Regions from separate parts of the Homo sapiens genome. Here region 1 is linked to region 2. A link is an interaction called in ENCODE POLR2A ChIA-PET data of the cell type or tissue named here. Cell type or tissue: MCF 10A. All regions are shown on one strand. Each heading gives the region's core, and the rest is flanking DNA. Links, peaks and the distances in the headings are about the cores only. Region 1 has its middle 28 kb from the start of LINC02310. Region 2 overlaps FRMD6-AS2 (FRMD6 antisense RNA 2).

Region 1 (5,384 bases), core at 305-5,304, 160 kb after region 2:
GGGGGCACAGCCTGTATCTGAGATCCTACACATAAAATACTTGCCTTGTGTTTACTAAATGGTATTATTACATGACAATGATCCTGTGCACCTTCCAAAGCACTTCACATACACATTTTTATCTGATTCTCAACTCTGCATGTTGAAGGTCAAGTTTATATTTCTTTCCAACTTTTGGCCTCCCTATTCTTTCAGGACACTATCATCCTCCTACTCATCATCAGAGTCATCTTTAACTCATCTTTCTTCTTTAGTCTCTACATTTGATCTGCTACCTAGTTTTATGGATTCCACTTCCACCAAGCTTTTGAGCTTTTTCTGTCCTTTGTTTCCCCTGACACTAAAGCACTACTGCATGAATGCCACCCCTCTTACTCAAAAACATTCAATGGTTTCCTACTAGCTGCCAAATTAAATGCAATCTCCTGAGTCAAACGTTAAGATTTATTTTTATGTCTTTACCTTGCCACTCAGCATTAACTTAATCCACTATGTGAGTCCTACACTCATTCATATTAGATGGAATAATCTACACCTAATCTTTAAGCAAAGGGGAGCACTGTAGAGTTTCAGATGGATTAAACCTCACACATTTTATCTTATATGTGTCAGACTTCTCTCTTGAGAACCTCAGAGTAATTTGACCTGAAAAGCCCTTCTAATATCTTGCAGATATCAGCTAAGACTACTTCACTTCTTTTAAAGTAACTACTTGTTATAGCTTGGATGTGGTCCCTGCCCAAACCTCACATTGAAATGTAATCCCCAGTGTTGGAGGTGGGGCCTGATGGGAGGTGACTGGATCATGGGGGTGGATTGCTCATGAATGGTTTAGTGCCATCCCCTTGGGACTGTCCTCGAGATAATGAGTGAGTTCCTGGGAGGTCTGGTCATTTAAAAGTGTGTGGCACCTCACCCTTCACTCTCTTGCTCCTGCTTTTGCCATGTGATGTACCTTCTCCCACTTTGCCTTCCACAATGATTGTAAGCTTCTTGGGGCCTCCCCGGGACCAGATGTCACTATGCTTCCCGTACAGCCTGCAGAACCGAGAACCAATTAAAACTCTTTCTTTATAAATTACTCAGTCTCAGGTTATTTCTTTATAAAAATGAGAGAATGGCTTAAGACACTTATTCTTCATATTCAAATTTTCAAAATAATCTCCACATTTTAACACAGCGAGCAGCTCCTTCCATTCCATGTAGCAGTGGAAAAGGAAAAGAGAGTGAGAGGATACTGCTGGGCTATTGAAATTGTGAAAATCCCCTTTAAAAGTTCTCCCTTAGGAGGCTGAAGCAGGAGAATCTGTTGAACCAGGGAGTTGGAGGTTGCGGTGAGCTGAGATCGTGCCACAGCACTCCAGCCTGGCAACAGAGTGAGATTCCATCTCAAAAAAAAAAAAAAAAAAAAAAAGTTCTCCCTTAACCCAATAAAAGAATATGGTTCCCAAATAAGAAATCAGAGTGAGAAGGAACATGATTATTACATCTTAGGGCCATAAGCAAGGCTACCCTGAATTATGAAAACCGCATAGTGAGGCAGGTAGCGCACTTTTTCCTTGGCTTTGGTTTAAGAACTTGCTCATATGAATCATCTTTAAACCCTAATTGATAATTTTATTTAAACTACTCTATTTTTAAAGAAGTAAAAATTACCTTATTCTCTGATTATGGTAAACCTGATCCTTTGGCCACACGACCAAGGCGCTGAAATGCCCCCTGATGGCCGCCTATCATAATTGCAGACTCATACCTAGCCCCTCGAGGGTTCTCTAACTTCAATCTGTACTCAGCTATTTGCCTATGTAGTGCGGTTTCAGGGTTCCATTTGTTCTAATTTTGTGCCCACTTTTTAAAAATCTTCACTACCTAGCGGATGCATGGTATTCTTCTGATAGTGCTTTATTTCTTTATCACAAAAGCACTGGAAGAGTGATAGTTCTGTGTAATTTGCACTGTGATATAAACAGGTTACTCTTTGGTGTTAAGTTCACAAGTCTTAGCTGGGATGAATTTTGACACTAGAGAAACATTCCAGGGTCTTCCGAGAGAAAAGAGTATTACTGGCAAAGGTGAAAGAAGGGTACAAAATGGAGAAACTAGATAGACCAAAGACCAATTATGTTTTCAATGTTCTCTCTTTACAAAACCATGGTCGGGGCCGGGGGCGGTGGCTCACGCTTGTAATCCCAGTACTTTGGGAGGCTGAGGCGGGCGGATCGCCTGAGGTCAGAAGTTTGAGAGCAGCCTGGCTAACATGGCGAAACCCCGTCTCTACTAAAAATTAAAAAAAAAAAACAAATTAGCCGGGTGTGGTGGCGCGCGCCTGTAACTCGGGAGGCTGAGGCAGGAGAATTGCTTGAGCCCGGGAGGCGGAGGTTGCGGTAAACCGAGATTGCGCTGTTGCACTCCAGCCTGGGCAACAAGAGCGAAACTCCGCCTCAAAAAACAAACAAACAAACAAACAAATAAACAAAAACATGGTTGGCTTTCGGAAGAAAGTGGCTTATGAGGGAAGCAAAGACATTTTGGTAAAAAGCGAGAAAAATCATCCCTCTTAAGTGCCTCTACACTTCATTGCCAGCACCAGCAAACTATTCTGCAACCCATCCTGAGAAATTTGTTTAACCTAGTTCTCAGCACATGTCGCTAAGATTTTCTGTTTATTTGCCTCAGGCTCAGAAGAGCTACATGACCTGGTTACAGTTAACACATGCCAATGGCTAAGTGATTTCTCTAATTTCTTTAGGGAAAAATCCCGTGGTAAAAATTAGAGCCTAAGAATACAATCTAATGTTAATACTAAGAGGAAGGTCTTTATTATACTCAACAGCTGGTTTGGGAGAATATCAGTGAGTGACGCTTCTTTTCTAAGAAGTGGAGGAATTGAGACAGGAATGCCAAACCGCAGAATGTTATCCTCGCACATTCCTGATTCCGATGCTGATTCAGCTGTGCAGACACCAAAATCCCCAAAGATGCCTGCTCTTTATAATGGTTGATTCCAAGAGAGAAAAAGAAAATGTAGCCATTGACTATATTCCTATCGTTTCCTAGATCAAAATCAGAAGATCAGCCCTTCCCAACACCATAGGTTGCTGAGAAACTCAGCACAGTATTCATTTACATGCCTTAACATAGCATCACGTAAGGGTTTGCCTCTGTCACGTAAATCCCAGACATTTCCCTTTTTGGAAGAAATTTTGCAAACTTTCTAAATCTTACCTCTTCATTGAACTTCCACGATGATTTTAAGAGGCTGTTTGCAAGCAAGAAATAATACTGAATTACATCTCATTATCTTCTGAACTGGCTCTTCTACTTTAAATGGGCAATCATTTTGTTTTCCAGAGGTGGAAACCTATCTTTCATAGACTAGCATTACTGTTATTACTTGGAACTACACTGTCCACTATGACAGTCATTAGCCACATGTGGCTATTGAACCCTTGAAATGTGGCTAAACTGAATTGAGATGTTCTACATGTGTAAAATACACACTGGATGTTAAAGTCTTACTGAGAAAAAAATCATTATTAGTTTTTTATATTAACTACATTTCAAATGATAATATTTTGGACATATTGGATTAAGATACGTTATTGAAATTAATTTCATTTGTTTCTACCTACTTAATTTGGGTCCTAGATAATTTTAAATCACATATGTGTCTTGCATCTTATTTCTACCAGTGAATCTCAATCCTTGCTGCATATAAGAATCACCCAGAGAGCTTTTGAAAAATACCTGATGCCCGTTTCTTTCCTCAGATAGAATATCTGGGATTGGGGCTCAGCACTAGTATTTTGTACTTTTTGGAAAGTTCCCCAGGTGACTCTGATGTGTAGCCAGTGTTGAGCTAACTGCTCTAAACTCTGGAATTCTATGATTCCGAGATTCTACTGACAACTCATGCAGGTTAAAAGTTCAGAGTTGTTTTGTCCTTATTCTGTGTAATCAACTTTGTCTGTTCTCATCTATTTCTCCCTAAAGAAACAATGAAATGTTTTTGGAGTCATGCAAGTTAGAACTTGTTTGTTTTAATTTTTAATGAGGTTCACATGAATCCAATACACTGCCAGCACTGGGGGGAAAAATGCATTGAACTTGGAATTTTAAGGCTGATGAGTAACATGTCATCTTTCCTGGAGCTGCTTCTTTCATTTGCCTTTTTCTTCTTGGAGGCACCTGCTTTGTTCCTACTAATAACAAGAAATGCATCACAGTGCTTCCTCAGGCTTAACGTGCCTAAGGATCACCTGGGGATCTAGTTAAAATGCAGATGAGGATTCAGTATGTCTGGGTCTTGCTGAGATCCTGCACTTCTAACAAGCATCCAGGTGATGCCAATGCTGCTGGCCCATGGACCACTCTGTGAGAAGCAAGGCACCAGGACTTAGGGAAAGTGGTAAGACTCACCTGGTGGGTGGAGCTTGTGCACAGCTGTGCAGTCATGTGCAATAATGTCAACAGCACATTGACTTTGTTTTCTGTAATGAACATGGAGCAGCCTTTTTTTTTTTTTTTTTTTTTTAGTATTTATTGATCATTCTTGGGTGTTTCTCAGAGAGGGGGATGTGGCAGGGTCATAGGATAATAGTGGAGAGAAGGTCAGCAGATAAACACGTGAACAAAGGTCTCTGGTTTACCTAGGCAAAGGTCCCTGCGGCCTTCCGCAGTGTTTGTGTCCCTGGGTACTTGAGATTAGGGAGTGGTGATGACTCTTAACGAGCATGCTGCCTTCAAGCATCTGTTTAACAAAGCACATCTTGCACCGCCCTTAATCCATTTAACCCTGAGTTGACACAGCACATATTTCAGAGAGCACGGGGTTGGGGGTAAGGTTATAGATTAACAGCATCCCAAGGCAGAAGAATTTTTCTTATTACAGAACAAAATGGAGTCTCCTATGTCTACTTCTTTCTACACAGACACAGTAACAATCTGATCTCTCTTTCTTTTCCCCACATTTCCCCCTTTTCTTTTCGACAAAACCGCCATCGTCGTCATGGCCCGTTCTCGATGGTCGCTGTCTCTTCGGAGCTGTTGGGTACACCTACCAGACGGGGCAGCCGGGCAGAGGCGCTCCTCACTTCCCAGACGGGGCGGCCGGGCAGAGAGGCATGGAGCAGCCTTTTAAATGAAGTCTGCTCTACTTTGCCCACTGAAGCACAGTTATAATGGCACATATTTTCTCTATGTATAAAAGTGAGCCTCCCAAGAGTAGGACAGCTGAAGCTAGTAGATGTGATTAAGAATCCACATCTTAATCACATCTATCAACCTCATGTCCTACCTTTTTCCTTCCATGCACAGGGGTTAAGAAGAAGCCTATGGGCTCAGAGAAGGGTCTTAAAGTGGGACTAATCCCATTTGTCTCAGGC
Region 2 (5,384 bases), core at 158-5,157:
GGTATATCCACATCGTGGAATATTATTTGGCCATAAAAAGGAACACAGTGCTAATATATGCCACAACATGGATAATCCTTGAAAATATTTTGCCAAGTGAAAGAAGCCAGTCTCAAAAGACTATACATATTCCATGTCCATAATAGGCAAATCTGTGGAGATAGAAAGTAGAAATGTCCAGAATAGGCAAATCTATAGAGCAGAAAATAGATTATTGGTTGTTTAGGGATGGGGTGAGGGGAGAATAGGATTATGATTGGTAAACAGTATAGGGTTTCTTTTTGAGGTGGTAAAAGTGTTCTAAAATTGATTGTGTGATGGTTGTACGTACTGTGAATATATTTTAAAAACCACTGTATTATATACTTTAAAGGGACAAATTTTATGTGTGTAAATTATATTTCAATAAGCTATTTTTTTTAAGTGGGGCTAGAAAGGTTTGAGGACCCTGGAAGCCATGAGAGTACTGAGTTTCCCTGATTTCAATCAAAAGATGACTGAATAGGCTCAAAATGTCCTTGTAGCTCCCTGAGCATTAGAAGAGAAAACTGCAAAATATCTGAGTAGTTCACTTTTGGTGGGGAATGTGGGTGAACTGCTCACTGCTCTTCCCTTTCCCTGAAAGTCTTTATCTCCTCTTGAATCTCACCTTGGGTCAACAATACATCTAATTGAGCGGCTGCCCCGGGGCCCTGCGTTCTCCACTGGAGAGTACCTGGCACATACTTCTAGTCCTATCTGGACTCTGGTTCCTCTGCCTGGCTCATCAGCTTTTTGTAAAACAAGCAGGAAAGCATAACCTTTGGGGTCACACAAATGACTCTGCTGCACAGCTGAAGTGCAGGCCTTTGTCCAACTGCTTCCTGCCCGACTTCCTGTGGTAGCAGATATTGATTTTTCTCATGACAAAGCAATTATTTACCTGTTCTGGAAGGCTGGGAATTTTAATCCCCAGTTTTAGAGGAGGGAAAGTGACACTGGCAACCTCTTTAAGTAGAATGTTATAGAAGGAAAAGCTAAATAGTGTGACAGCTGTCTGGGCAAAGAAGAGAGAGACGGTGATATTTACATAGACCTGATAGGTATTGAAAATAGGAAAGGTAGAAAGAATGTTTTAAAAGGAAAACTTCTAGGATTGTATCCAAAAGAAACAACTTCCTATAGCTAGGCTCTAAGCCCTTGTCCAATAAAAAAATCAACCATCATAAGAAACAACTCAATCTCCAATCATGCAGCACTGTTGTAATTAAGCTTTGAGGACTGGTGACTACATCACACATTACCATGGGTAGAGTGACAAAATCTTTCCTCCCTGTAATAGTGATATTATATGGGTAAAAGCTGCTTATGTGGAAGAAGTTGGTTTAAGCATGTGGTTCGAGAAAACATAACCAGTTAGTAGACTTTAGAATGAATTGAGATCTACAGCCGTTTGAACTATGTGGATGGCTGTCCCTACAGGCAGACAGGAGCAGGGTGAGTTCCCTGTGTACCCCCACCCTCCATAGACTTGACTCCTTGGTTGTGCAAGGCACTGGCAGAGCTGCCCAGGCACATGCAACAACCAGTCAACCCAAGGCTGTGAATTAGGTCCTTTCCCCACCCACCTAGAAGCTGCAATTCTGCTGTTCCCCAAAAGACTTTCTTCCTATTGGTCTTACTATAATTGAAAGAGATAAAAGGATCCACATTGAAGAAAGTAGCCCACCAGGAAAACTGCAAGTGAGGGGAGTTATTGTCAGTGTGCAGTGACAAGAACTCACTAGGCACAACCTCAGCCAAGACCCAGAGACGCTCTCTGAAAGTGGAACAGGGGTGGCATCCTAGGAGGAAACAGGAAACCTGGGTCTAAGGGCCTGGCAATGTCATCTTGAGACCACGACATTTATTGATAGGGTTCAGAAGGGTATTTCTTTTTTACATTTATTGATAGGGTTCAGAAGGTATTTCCTTTTTAAAGGATGGCATTAGTAGCTATGACAAGCCTGGTAGAAATGTCTGAATGTGATTATTTCCCAGTTGCTGAATGAGTTGAAGATCATCAACATTTGGTGAGACTCAGTACTAGGTCAGGAATTATATAAAATGGAGAGTCAGCCGTAATCTCTATGCATTAGACTCCTGTAAAAACACCAGTGTGTTGCTCAGACTCTGAGCTAATAGCCTCAGGAAAAATAATTTATGCCATTCAGGACAACTCATACAAGTGTAATGTGGAACCTGTTTTATCCAGCTTTTTTTAAAGGCAATTTTTCTGGAAATCAAACCACTCTAAGAAATAAATCCTTGTAAACATCTCTGAGTAATTGCCAAAGCCTCTCTAGCAGAGCAGTTCCCTACCATCAGCCTGCCCCACCCCAGAAAAAAACCCAGACTCCTCGAAGCCCAGCAAAAACCTAAGTAGGTCTTGGCTTTGTTCATCTGGCATTGTAATTCCTCTGAATGGTCCTCTCTTTGTCATTGGGCTACACTTAGGTAAAATCAAGAGAGCTGCAAAAGGTATGTGACCTAAGCACTTGGCAAGACATGGAGGAGGCAGAGACCATTATTGGTTGTAGGACATAACATTTTCTGGACTGTTCTAAAGATACATTATTCAGAGTGAGCTAATAGCAGTATTGCAGCCCTCAAAGGGCTGGATGACATTGACAACATTCACTGACATTCCACTAAGTGCCAGGCCATGTGCTGAGCACTGGGTTGACAAAGATTTACAAAATGGGGTTGAATGAGCTTTAGGATAACTTAGGACTGAGCTCTGTCTCCTTACTACTATTACTGTTGAGAAGGTCAGTTTGTGGGCCAGATCTGAAGCTTGTAATGCAAAAAGAGAAAAATGATTCTGAAAATAATGACAGAACTAAGTACAAACTCTGTCCTCAAGAGTTTCAGTCAATGTAGGTGGTTGTTTATATAGGAAGGACGTCTTCAGACTCAGGAAATTATGAAATAAGCACACAAAACAAAATTTTTACTAATTTAAGTCATGTTTTGTGTTAACACTTCCACCTGGGTGGAAAATTGGCTCAAAGACATATGACTGCTAATATAATCAGTAGCAGGTGATCAGTGAGGTATCATGGACCCTGGGGTGGGCACAATATATTTTATTCATTTTCTCTTCAATCTGAATGAATATAATTGTTGTCAGCAAAATCACAAGATGATTCCTAGACACAATCCCAGAATATGAAAAATGCATATTTAATAATTTCTTTTTTTTTTTTTTTTTTTGAGATGGAGTCTCGCTCTGTCACCCAGGCTATAGTGCAGTGGTGCTATCTCAGCTCACTGCAAGCTCCACCTCCTGGGTTCACGCCATTCTCCTGGCTCATCCTCCCGAGTAGCTGGGACTACAGGTGCCCGCCACCACGCCAGGCTAATTTTTGTGTATTTTTAGTAGAAACGGGGTTTCACCATGTTAGCCAGGATGGTCTCGATCTTCTGACCTCGTGATCCGCCCACCTCGGCCTCCCAAAGTACTGGGATTATAGGCGTGAGCCACCACGCCTGGCCCCAATAATTTCTTTTAAAAAGCCCCAGAGAAGAAAAGATGAATAATTTTGACAGATATTCAGCGATGTGGTGGTAAATGTTTAACAACTGACTCCCTGGAAAAGAAGTATATGTTTATTATAAATTTTACTGATATAATAGATGGATAGCACATATACAAATGCTAATACAAGCAATAAAAATTAACTGATACTCAGAGAGTGCTTTTGTTGATTTTTGCCAGTCTCATATCCATAGCCAACTTATGGCTGCAATTGACAAATGAATGTATTTCTGATATGAATATTGATTGGCATTTTCATTTATGTTAATGAGTAAAGCAAAAGTAAAACAGCAAAGACCATGAAAGAACTTCACCTGTTCCACAATAACATGAGAAAATTTTTTGTCAAACTGAACTTGATAATAGTTGTTGAGTACGGGAAGAATATTTCCTCAATTTTTTGTGCTATTCATTATGTAATGGCTGTAGATACAACACATTTTTCTTTTGAAGTATGTTAGACCCACAGTTAAGTGATAATGATCAAAACTAATAAACATTGGCACCGTACTATTAACCAAATTGCAGACTTTATTCAGATTATCAGGGTCCCAAATTGCATTTAGTTGTCATTTCTCCTTGTGGCTGTGATAATAATACCTCAATATGTCCTAGTCTTTCAGGACCTTGATACTTTTGAAAATAATGGTCAGTTATCTTGTTGCTTATCCCTCAATTTTGGCTTGTTTGACATTTTCTCGTGATTATGTTAAAGTTATTCATTTTATGCAAGAATATTTCAGAAGTAATGTGCCTTTCTAAGCACATCATTATCAAGGGGTACATGATGTTGATATATCTTATTACTGGTGATAACCTTAATCACTGCTAGGATTTAAATGTGTCCCCTAACAAGCATGTGTTGGAAACTTAATCTCCAATGCAACAGTGTTGGGAGGTAGGGCCTAAAAGAAGGAGGTGAGGTCATGAAGGCTCTACCATTATAAACAGATTAATGCCTATTATGAAAGGGCTTGAGGCCACTAGTTTACTCTTTTGCTCTCCCTCACCCTCTTTGCCCTTCTGCCATGAGAAGATGCAGGAAGAAAACCCTCACCAGATGCTGGCGCATTGGACTTACCAGCTTCCAGAATCATGAGCCAATAAATTTGTGTTCATTATAAATTACCCAGTCTCAGGTATTTTGTTATAGCAGCACAGAATGGACCAAGACAATCTCTTTGTTAAGGTGGTATCTGCCAGAACGCTGAACTGTAAAGTTACTGTTTGTCCTTTTCTAATTAATAAATATCTTGCAGCCGGGTATGGTGGTTCCTGCCTGTAATCCCAGCATGTTGGGAGGCTGAAGCAGGTGAACCACTTGAGCTCAGGAGTTCAAGACCAGCCTAGGCAACATGGTGAGACCCCATGACTACTAAAATTAAAAAAAAAAAAAATAGCTGGGTGTGGTGGTGCATGCCTGTGGTCCCAGCTACTCGGGAGGCCGAGGCAGGAGGATCACTTGATCCCCAGAAGCAGAGGTTGCAGTGAGCCAAGATTGTGCCACTGCACTCCAGCCTGGGTGACAGAGTAAGACCCTGTCTCAAATTAAAATAATAATAATAGTAACTCACAAATAAATAAATATATTGAGGTAGATGCAACACACTTTTACATTTAATCTACCTTATTAATATCTACCTGTTACTTTCTTAAGACTACATAACCAACAAAACAATAAATCTAACTCTGATTTGTGGCATTTGCCAGTTTCTGTGGTATAAATACTCCAAACATGGCCCCATTTCAGCTTCCAGTGTGACGCCACGGAGAGTGGAGCTGGGAAGAGAGCTACAGTAACCCATCACTATGTAGTATGTCCACC

What was found. ChIA-PET counts read pairs that join two places held together with the same protein. Peaks named below come from ENCODE experiments on the same cell type or tissue, not always from the same donor. Only the 100,000 strongest peaks of a DNase experiment are listed, where the experiment ranks them.
Region 1: POLR2A ChIA-PET joins it to region 2 with 13 read pairs; 1 of 35 experiments calls an interaction of 5 or more read pairs at or near these places.

The regions. Positions count from the first base shown.
Region 1 is chr14:51,366,356-51,371,739 of GRCh38, reverse strand. No RefSeq gene overlaps it. Among named protein-coding and RNA genes, the nearest start is that of LINC02310, 28 kb to the left of the region's middle. RefSeq lists an enhancer at 2,388-2,972. In MCF 10A, for the core only: a CTCF peak has its summit at 1,724 (motif pointing left); DNase peaks (open chromatin) are centred at 1,719 and 2,899.
Region 2 is chr14:51,530,219-51,535,602 of GRCh38, reverse strand. The region is part of intron 2 of FRMD6-AS2 (FRMD6 antisense RNA 2); the gene reads left to right. It also overlaps a transcript of FRMD6 not described here. Among named protein-coding and RNA genes, the nearest start is that of FRMD6-AS2, 67 kb to the left of the region's middle. RefSeq lists enhancers at 658-952, 212-1,411. In MCF 10A, for the core only: no CTCF peak of the experiment used is centred there; DNase peaks (open chromatin) are centred at 1,542 and 2,192.